Regions from separate parts of the Homo sapiens genome. Here region 2 is linked to region 1. The links are chromatin contacts, found by Hi-C or POLR2A ChIA-PET in ENCODE. All regions are on one chromosome and are shown on one strand. The core of a region is the stretch at or near the end of the contact, and the rest is flanking DNA. Distances in the headings are between cores, read along the strand shown.

Region 1 (5,526 bases), core at 2,576-5,075:
AAATATAAACTAGCCAATAGTGGCTACCATATTGGACAGCTCTAGATAAAATTTAGGTAAGACCCAAGAGATTGTGGTTTAGATTCTGCTTGGAATATGAGTGATTGGGGCTCTTGGAATTTAAAAATCCAAAGACACGTGTGAATTTGATGTTATGAGTTTGAATAACAGCCTTCCTTCAGTATGTCTACATTGTTTTATCCTGACTGACATTGTAAGTCCTAAGAGGACTTACAACTGGTAAGTAAAGTTGTGTTTACCAAAGCAGTTGGAAGTTCAGGCAGTTGTACGTTTTATTTGACCCCTTAGAGCTAAACAGGTGAAAATTTCAGGTCCTTTGGATGAAGTAAGTTCTCATTTTATCTCAGCAACCCTATGAGGTAGGTTATGTCTGTTGCGTAGTTGACAAAACAGATGAACTTATATTTATGTACACCTTTATGGATTAGTAGCCTTTAAAATGGTTAGTTTTATCCCACAACTTCATTTGAAATTGTAAGTTTCTAGCATGTTGCCTATAACAAGAAGGTAATTTATTTCTATTTGTTAAATTGTTATCAGTAATAAGTCAATATCCTACTATAAGTGGTAGAGAATCAAAGATTGTAGACTACCAAATAGCACCCAAGAGGCTAATTCATGCAAGGTGTTGCTTATAGTAAAAGCAGATCAGAACTCAGCTGCTGTATGCCATCTGGGGTTATCTTCTCACTTGCACGCTCATGACCAGTGTAGGCTGCATCTTATAAGTAATCTGGCTCACAGTTAGCTAGACATATATTAGTCTGATGGAACAAAATCCGATTGTAGCTTTGACCACTATGAGGACCACTGTCATATAAGGTCTTAGATACCAACTTGAGTAAATTGCTTAAGGACTGGGAATAGATCCAGATTCCTCCAGGTTTAGCTTCAAGTTGTGATCAGTTTTCGTGGGATGCAAGGAGAAAATGAATAGGAATGAAATAAATAGCTGATATTTGAACATTTTTAATGCCCTAGGCAGCGTCTTAAGAATTCTAAGCTTTCATTTATCAATCCTGAGGTAGTTAACATTACTATTTCCAGTAATGTTCACTGGGCCAGTTTACTTTTGAAGAAATTGAATCTCACGGTTTAAGTAAAGTAACTAGCTCAAGGCTATATAGTTATAACTAAGCCACAGAGCAGGGAGGCTAATCTAGGCCTACCTCATGCCACAGCCTGAGTTCTTAGTTGTGATACAAAACAAGGTAAAGGGGGACCTGGGGTGACTTAGTTGCCTCCTGAGAATTCTGGGCTGTGGTGGAATTACCCATCAGACTGGGGGCGCCCATCTCTTCACTTATGATGTGTCCTTAACAGACTAAATGCAGGCTCTGCTGCACTTTAATGTAATTCTTTCCCTATTAAGGGAAGCTTGCTTGCCTTTGCAGCAAAGCCCCCTGGATAGTTTATTTTTTAGCAGTTCAGCTTGTGCTTGGACCCAGTTGTTCCAGAAATCAGTAAAACCTATTTGAGTATTCAAGAAAAAGGATCTTTTTGTTAACTAAGGATTAACTAGAAACCTTATTTTATAAGGGTTCCTGAAGTCTGCTTATTTACTAAGGAATTTCATCAGAGGTGGTTAGCATTTTGTGAACAAGTATGATGTTGTTCCCACTTCAAGGGGAATAAATAACAAATTTAACCAGCTTGCTGCTTAAGAAGCAGAATTAGCAGTGGGCCAGTCATTGGCCTCTCTTCAGAGTTCTCATGTGACTCACTTAGTTTTGCAGAGTGAGGTAGATTTTAACCACTTTCAAGTCAAGTTGATTGGCCATTCATGAGCTGTGTGCAGGGAGAGAAGAGAGACGAGAACAAGTTAGCAGAAAGCTGAGGTGTGTTAGACGGGAGTTGTAGGTAAGTCAGGGAGGATATTCTTCATTTAGACCCTGAGCTTGAGTAAGACACCTTTCTACAGGAGACATTGCGGATACTTTCTAGTTAGTACTAGCGCAGTGTTCTGCAAACTACACCTGCTTTTGTGTGGTCCACGAACTAAGAATGGTTTTGTATTTTTAAATTTAGGCATGTGCCACATAACAAGATTTCTGTCAACAATAGACCACTTATATAATGATGGTCCCATAAGATAGAAGGTGGTATTTTTACTGCCTCTTTTCTGTGTTGCAGATACGTTCAGATACACAAATACTTAACACTGTGTTACAGTTTCCTACAGTACTGTAACATGCTGTACAGGTTTGTAGCCTAGGAGCAACAGGCTATACCATATAGCCTAGGCGGTAGTAGGCTATACCATCTAGGTTTGTGTAAGCACACTATGATGTTTGCATGACAAAATCGCCTAATGACACATTTCTCAGAATGTAGTTGGAGGAAAAAAATTGAAAGGAGAGTATTACTTCATGACACAGGAAAATCATTTGAAATACAAATTCCAGTGTCCATAAATAAAGTTCACTAGAATGTGGCCATGCTCATTCATTTACATGTAATCTGTGGTAGTTTTTGTGCTACTGTGGCAGAATTGAATACTTGCAGTGGAACTTGAATGGGCTACAAGGTGTATTTAGTACCTGGCCCTTCACAGAAAAAGTTTGCTGACCTGATTGAATGTGCTTGTGTGTATCACAGGAAGCTCACCAGGACTCTTGGTATGTAGCCTCTAGCTCCCAAAGGCATCTGAGCCCCACTGGCAGGACTCAGTTACCTGTCTCTGTCTAAGCATGACTCCACCCATTAGCGTCCAGACAACGAAGAAAACTTCTATTTTAAAGAGCTTGACTAACCCCCTCCTTATTATCTAAGTTAGAGTAGCTGTGCCACCCCTTAAGTAGCTTTTCCTTCTTCCTTTCAAATAGGGGTTGGAAGAGTAGCAGGTGAGAACAACCTCTTTCTTCCTCAATTGTAGAGACTCAATAGTCTAGGCTATAAATTAAAAAAAAAAAAAAAAAATTCCCCAGAGGCTGACTCAGCACATGCCTGCCTTTTAAAGGAACAGAGAGACCCAATTGGAATAGAAACTGAAAATAAAATCAGCAGCACATGAATTTTTGTAGGTGGCTCGTATTTGCTATTAATATTGCTCAGAAGACTCAGGAATAAGAAATAATAATGCAGGGTTTCTTCAAAATATGGTTCTGGACAGTGGATTATAGTTACCTGGAGAGCTTGTGTTAAAATATCTGAGGATGATTCCAAGTACCAGGGCTTATACACAGGAATACTTGAGAACCACTGCACTCAAGCATTTAAAATTTTCCTTTTACCTAAATCCACATGGGCCAAGACAATTTTTAAAATTCATAGAATTCATGTGACCAGACGTAAGGGGTCAATAAAGGTCATTTTATAGATCAGAAAACTGAGACCCAAAGCTGAGAAATAAGTTATCTAAAACCCCACCAGGACATTGCATTAAAGGAGTTGCTCTAAGCGTGTCTTCTTACTATTAGAAAGTGAAATTGACTTTTAAATCTGTCACTTAGTTTTTGGCATAATAATAAAACAATGAACAGTCTGTTCTGGCTCTAATTGCGCCTAGAATCTCCAGATCAGAAGACCTTCTTGTAGATCAAGTAACATACTTCTCTGAAAGACAGTTTGTCGGTCCTATCACTGAAGTCTGAATTATTTTTTTGATTTTTAAATATAATTAATTGGTCCCTGGAAATGAGAACCAGAGGAAGATAAGAAGATGAACTTGAATTTAAGGACCATAATGGAAGGAGTGGGATGGGAAAGAAGGCTGTAAAATAAGACAGTGGTTGTGGAGAGACAGATTAAGGTAAGGAGAGAAGGTTGTAAAATAAGACAGGAAGGGGTTGTGGAGAGACAGATTAAGGTAATTGTGGTGTTGTAAAGCCATAAAAGAAATTTAAATGCGGAAGTGGCCTGGAAGAGAAAACATTCTCTGATCATTTAACCCTTTTGTGTGTGTGTCAGTTTGAGGCGTAAAGTAGACGAATAGCCTCCTTCTTGTGTGTCTTTTCCATGGCAAAGCCTTTAAGGATAATAGCTGACCACTAATCTCACACAGCTGCTGATGTTTAAGAACCTAATTCTTGAAGTGTTTTTAAGTCAGTTTGTGGCATTTCTTCTGAACACTTGGGCACTTTGGAAATTGTAGTGACAGGTTTTAGAAATTTGAAGTTGTGTTGCAGAGGTGATAACAAAATTGGGTCTTTGAGCAACTCTGAGTCTTTTAATGCAGTGCACTTCTAAGTTTCCGATGGTATTTCCCCAAGTTTTGAATATTGAAAAGAAAGACCACACTTTGCAAAATAATTGGCAACTTTCATTTAATTCAGTTTGACCCTGTCTTGAACTTGGTCTTTGTAACTTCTTATGAGGGTCTTTTCCAACGGTAACATTAGAGGCTGATTCTGGAACTTCATGGAGGCAAGTCCAGTGAAACTTGGGCAGTTAGGGGGACCCTTTCCCTCTCCCTTTTCAAAGTTACTCAGTCAGCAGCTGCTACTGTTGGGATGGCGCGGTCAGGTGGGTATTATGCTTATTATGAAACTTGATGAGGGCAGGGACTCAGTTTTGGGGCTGAGTTGTATTTCAACACTTAAGTGGCACTCAGTAAATACTTGAACAAATGAATATTGTGAATCCCAACTTCCTTAAGGACAGAAGAACTATTTATACTTGTCTGCCATCTTCTTAGCTAGAGATTTTTTTTTTGTTTGTTTTGTTAGCTTTCAAGTTGAGGTCCCTAACAGGGGAATCCCATAGTTTCAATGATGAACAGGTCCATGACAAAAATTCTTGTTTATATGCAATACACATTTAGGGAGAATAAATGGTCATGTGGACTTTAAAAATTGGAAATGTTACTAGTCTCTTCTCTCATTCTTTTGTTTTGTTTTATGTTGAGGCAGAGTTTCACTCTTGTTGCTTAGGCTGGAGTGCAATGGCACGATCTTGGCTCACTGCAACCTCCGCCTCCGGGTTCAAGTGATTCTCCTGCCTCAGCCTCCCAAGTAGCTGGGATTACAGGTGTGCATCACCATGCCCGGCTAATTTTTGTATTTTTTAGTAGAGATGGGCTTTCACCGTGTTGGTCAGGCTGGTCTTGAACTCCTGAACTCAGGTGATCCACCTGCCTTGGCCTCCCAAAGTGCTGGGATTACAGGCATGAGCCACTGCTCCCAGCCCTCATTCATCAGTTTTTTAAGGGTTTCTTTAGAGCTGAATCCTCCCAGCAGTTTTCTTTCCTTTTGAATTCCAGAGCTCTTTGGGCCTTTAGCCAGAAACAGTCTCTGTCCTGCTTACTTTGAAAGGCTGTTAACTATGCCCTGGAATTTTGGAAATGTTCTCCTTGAGAATTGCTGTAAAGTAGTGATAAGGACTCTTCTGTAGGCTACAAATTGAAACCAGCCACCATTAAGATGGCTCACAGACAGGGTGTCCTGGATTGAAACTGGACCAACGTTGGTATAGTCTGAATTTGAGGAGTAAAAAGAAATATGCCCTTCCCTCTCCCCTAACAGTTGGGGAATACTTGTTTTTACTCCTCAACCATTCCCCTTTTAA
Region 2 (5,411 bases), core at 2,217-4,716, 180 kb after region 1:
TAACACAGTCACATTGTTGTACAACCATCATCACCATCTGCCTCCAGAACTCTTTGCCTTATAAAACTGAAACCTTACACCCATTAAACAATAACTCCCATTTCCTGCCCACCCCTGACTCCTGACAACTACCATTCTGCTTTCTGTCTCTGTAGATTTGGCTACTCTAGGTATTTTACATAAGTGGACTCATATAGTATTTGCCTTTTTATAACTGATCAATTTAACTTAGCATAATATCCTCAAGTTTCATCCATATTATATGTCAGGATTTACTTCCTTTTAAAGGCTGAATAATATCCCCCTGTATGTATATACAACATTTTATCCATCTATCAATGAACACTTGGGTTGCTTCTACCTTTTGCCTATTATGAATAATGTTGCTATGAACATGGACATACAATCTCTTTGAGTCCCTACTATCAACTCTTCTGGGTAACTACCCAGAAGTGGAATTGCTTAATCACATGGTGATTCTATTTTTAATTTCTTGAGGAATTGCCATACTGTTTTCCATAACAGCTGCACCATTTTACATTCCCACCAACAGTGCACTGAGTTCCCAAGAGTTCTCCACATTCATGGCAATATCTGTTATTTTCTTTTTTTTTCTTCAGAGTTGCCATCCTAATGGGTGTGAGGCTGTATCTCACTGTGGTTTTGATTTGTATTGCCTAATTATATTAACGTTGAGTATTTTTAATGTGCTTATTCATTTGTGTATCTTCTTTGAATAAATGTCTATTCAAGTCCTTTGACCATTTTAATCAGGTTGTCTGGGGTTTTTTGCTGTTTTTGTTGGGTTGTAGAAATTCTCTATATGTTCTAGATATTACCCCTTTATTAGATATATGGTTTGCAAGTGTCATGAAGCTTTTCTCCTCTGTCTTCTTCTAAGCATTTTATAGTTTTAGATCTTTTGTTTAGGTCTTCGATTCATTTTGAGTTAACTTTTATATATATGGTGTAAGGTAAGGATCCAACTCTATTATTTTCCATTAGATAGCCAGTTTTCTCAGCACCATTTGTTGAAAAGACTGTCCTATTCCCATTGAAAGGTCTTGGCATCCTTGTAAAAAATCATTTGACCTTATGTGTGAGGATTTGTTTCTGGTCTCTCCATTCTACTCCATTGGTCTATATGCCTTCATTAACAATTTTTAATATTAAATAGATGTTGAAATAATATTTTGCATATATTGGGTTAAATATATTCTTAGATTTTTTTTTTTTACTGTTTCAATGTGGCCCATAGGACACTTATCACGTATTGGCTCTCATTGTATTTCTGTTGGACAGCACTGCCTAGATGCTTCAGACTGGAGCCACCGGGCAGTGTGGAGAGCAACAGCTAACGTCATGGGATTAGATGATCATCTGAAAGCTCCTCTCCTCTTGTGTTTATCATTATAGTACTTAGGGAGCAGGATATCACTGTGGCTGAGAATTGAGGCTTCTGAGTCAGGCAAGTCCAGGTTTCAAGACCTGCCCTGTCCAACACAGCAGCCACTAGCCATAGGTACTCATGTATGTACTGAGTATCTGAAATGTGGCTAATGTGAATTGAGATGTACTGTAAATGTAAAATACAGACCAGATTTCAAAGACTCAGTACCAAAAAAAGTAAAATATCTAGTTAATAACTTTTATATCAATTACATGTTAAAATATTAGTATTTCTGATAAATTGGGTTAAATAAAATGTATTATTAAAATTAATTTGACTTGTGTTTCTTAGTAGGCTATTTTTTAGATCAAGTTCACAGCAAAACTGACCAGAAGGTATAGATATTTCCCATATACCCACTGCCCCACACATGCATAGCCTACTCCATTATCAACATTCCCCACCAGAATGGTACATTTGTTACAACTGATCAATCTACACTGACACATCATTATCACCCAAAGTCCACAGTTTACATTAGAGTTCACTCTTGGTGTACATTCTATGGGTTTGGACAAATTTATAATGATATGTATCTACAATATTATAATATCATACAAAATAGTTCTACTGCTCTAAAAATCTTCTGTGCTCTGCCTGTTCATCCCTCCCTCCTCCCTAACTCCTGGCAACCACTGATCATTTACTGTCTCTATAGTTTTGCCTTTTTCAGAATGTCATATAGTTGGAATCATACAGGTATGTAGCCTTTTTGGATTGGCTTCTTTCACTTAGTAATATGCATTTAATCTCCCCCCATTGCTTTTTATTTTTTGACTTGTTAATTTTGATTTTTTAAAAATGTGGCTCCTAGAACATTTTAAATGACATATGCAGCTCACCTTATGTTTCTGCTGAACATTTCTCAGCTTGGCATGGGCAGTTTTTCTCAGCATGGCATCTTCCTGTCTTTCCAGTCACTCAAGTCCAAGCCTGGTTGTACTTGGTTTGCTGCAACCTAAACACACCAGCCTCCTTGCCTTCACACATACTAGAGTTCCTTCATTAGAGTTTTCTTTAACCCCCTCCCTCACCTGAAGACTAATTCATGCTCAGACCCAATTCAAATACGACATCTTTAGTGAAGCCTTTCTAAACTTCCACTGTACCTAAATCATTTTTTATAGCACATTCTACCTTATAATTTTTTTGTATGTGGCTGACTTTCTCTCCAGATTGTGAAATCTTTGAATTAGGCCCCATGTTTTGTTCATCTTTGGGTCCTCAATCCTTAGTACAGAGCCTGACACATGGTAGGCAATCAGAGATGTTAAGTTAATAAATGAATAAAATGCAGGAAAATTAACATATCCTCTAATAAGAGATAACATATTCACTTAGAATCAAATAGCTTAGAAAAGAACCTCAAATGCCATAAACAAGGGTGTAAAATTCTATCAGCCAACAGCTAAAATTATTCACAAGCTAAAATTTGTATTCAGTCAAAGCAACACATTAATCAATAATATTTATAAAGTATATCACAGTGAAAAGATGGTAAAGCACCTCCTAATGGTTAATGATAGTGATTGGCCTGGAGATGTGGAAACTAGCTATGGAAACTAGATGGTTAAAACAACCACATTCCGTACCATTAGACGCTGACAGCCCAGACCCCACCAAAATAGAGGCAGTGAAACAGCCTTTGAAGTTGTTTTCAAAGGAAGCCACCAAGATGATTAAAGGGTTGGAAAATGAGATTTATGGGTAATGGCCACAGAAACGAAGACAATTTTGCCTAGGCAAGAGAAAAGGCCGAAGGGTGACTTAATAACCATCTTCAATCATTGTTATTACACAGAGAATGATGACCAGATGGTCTCCATTTTCACCAGAGAAAGAATATTGAAAATGGACTTACGCTGCAGCATAAAAAAAAAAAAAAGGTCTAGTTTTAAACAAAGAACTCAATGGTTAAGAACTAGTATACAGCAAAGCAGACCTGGGGAGTGTGTGGTGTAGCCATGTCTGAACTCATCTGTTATGCTGGGAAAGCAGCAAGTGGGTAGGGTGTGTTCAGGTCTTCAACAGTCCTTTGTTGAGGGCAAATTCTCAACTGGCTAGTCCTCAAATGAATCACGTAGCATACAACCACAGGAGTGGAAAAGAAAGAGATATGAAAATTGAAACACAGCACCCTCTGGTGTACATAGCTGTCTTCTAATCTAGGAAAATTCTTCTTTTTTTTTTGAGACGGAGTCTCGCTGTCGCCCAGGCTGGAGTGCAGTGGCGCAATCTCGGCTCATTGCAAGCTCCGCCTCCCGGGTTCACGCCATTCTCCTGCCTCAGCCTCCCGCGGGGGACTACAGGCGCCCACCACCTCGCCCGGCTAATTTTTTGTATTTTTAGTAGAGACGGGGTTTCACCGTGTTAGCCAGGATAGTCTCGATCTCCTGACCTCGTGATCCCCCCGCCTCGGCCTCCCAAAGTGCTGGGATTACAGGCATGAGCCACCACGCCCGGCTGGAAAATTCTTGATATGTATCAGTATTTTTCAAAATGTAAGCTCCAAACCATGACAGAGTCAGGAGAAACTTACACAAGGCTGGTCTTAGGGTTCGTTTAATCGCTACATCCATCTTTATCAAGCACCTGCGATGCATTTCTCCCTGTTACCAGGAGGTACCAGGAAGCCTGTTACACAAGCAACCTCAACTTCTGCCTATAGCAAACTTGGATTCTTCCCAATCACCTTTTGAATGCTGAATTCAGACTCTGATACAACTAGCTGGCACATGACCATGCAATGCTGAGACATGATAACATCTGCCAGATAATGTGAATTTTGCCCTGTGTTCAGGAGTACATTACATATAAAAGTTAAGCAACACCTAAATGGGGGTGTTCCCTTAGACATTCTCCCTGCTATGTTGTGGTGTATACACCCTTCTTTACTGATCTCTGTCTGCCAAATCCCAGCCGGCCACTTTTTACATCCTCCTAGGCTTTATGCTGCAAAACCTTCCTAATATCCTTTTAAGTACAAAAGACATTCAATGAGCTCAAAAAGTTTGAGACCCAATCAAGAATCTTTTGCAGCCCTCTCAGTATCTTTAGCCATCTTGTTGCCAGATGGGAACTTCATTCACATGACACACATACTTCCTTCATGTGACTCACCATTGCTAAGCAACTGGTATGTCCTAGGTGAATAAAACATATGCCCTGTGTCTGAGATTCACAGTGCAGTAGGGGAACATGGATAGATACGGGTGTAAATAGATCAGCTGAAGCATGAGTTGAAGCTCAAGGCTCTACATGCCAAGAACAGAGGAAAAAGGCAATGGAGAGACCGGACAAGAACTATCAGGACATCAGAACAGAACTTACATCCTGTGAGAGCAGGACTTATGCTAAAAACAAGTCTTAAAGGATGAAAAGAAGTTGTCCAGGCAGACAAGACAGGAATATGTATCATCCTAGGCATAAAGTCCCAAGACATGTCACCTTTTGAAGAATGGAGCCATGTGGCACACTGTCCTCCAGTCCCAAAGGTCTCCTTGAAGAGACATGAAAATCCCACCTGAAGAACTCACCCTTGCAGATTGTACATAGCACAGACCTAAATGGCAACAAACAAGCAAACAAAAAACGCAGTACAGACTAGGCACTGATCTGATGGAAGCGAGACAGGCTGGAGTAGCAAAGGGTCTGACTAAGAAGCTTAGGAGGAATTCCTCTGATACCCTTCTTGGTGCCCCCTCCCCAGCAACATCTAACAGCCTCACTCGGGCCCAACTTCCCTGTTGCACTGGTGGCACTGCATTGCAATTGTGGGTACAAGATTCCTCCCCCACAAAACTGTGGGCTGAGGCAAGAGTTCTACCTTTTTATTACTACGCCTCTGACACTCAGCACATATGAAGCACAAGCAAAATTTGATGACTAAGCTAAGTAATTAGTTCATATGTGTGATTAGGGTTTGAAAGGGCAGAACCTTGGACCTATGATCCCAAATACC

Evidence for each region. A loop is a pair of places that touch in the nucleus more often than their neighbours do. ChIA-PET counts read pairs that join two places held with the same protein, here RNA polymerase II (POLR2A). Pooled maps may share reads with other maps.
Region 2: a loop to region 1 is called in a pooled map, with 3 times the contacts of the local background. The contact joins two enhancer-like sites. A Hi-C loop is called at or near these places in 1 of 168 maps with a recorded cell type or tissue (lower leg skin) and 5 of 50 pooled maps. POLR2A ChIA-PET finds 5 or more read pairs at or near these places in 1 of 52 experiments (CD4-positive, alpha-beta memory T cell).

Annotation. Positions count from the first base shown.
Region 1 is chr20:41,045,171-41,050,696 of GRCh38, forward strand. All of the region lies in intron 2 of TOP1 (DNA topoisomerase I), which reads left to right. Among named protein-coding and RNA genes, the nearest start is that of TOP1, 19 kb to the left of the region's middle. Within about 2 kb of position 3,826, at least 8 of the 41 ENCODE cell types and tissues checked have a DNase peak (open chromatin) inside an H3K27ac peak, as active enhancers do.
Region 2 is chr20:41,228,970-41,234,380 of GRCh38, forward strand. All of the region lies in intron 2 of ZHX3 (zinc fingers and homeoboxes 3), which reads right to left. Among named protein-coding and RNA genes, the nearest start is that of MIR6871, 63 kb to the left of the region's middle. Within about 2 kb of position 3,467, at least 14 of the 41 ENCODE cell types and tissues checked have a DNase peak (open chromatin) inside an H3K27ac peak, as active enhancers do.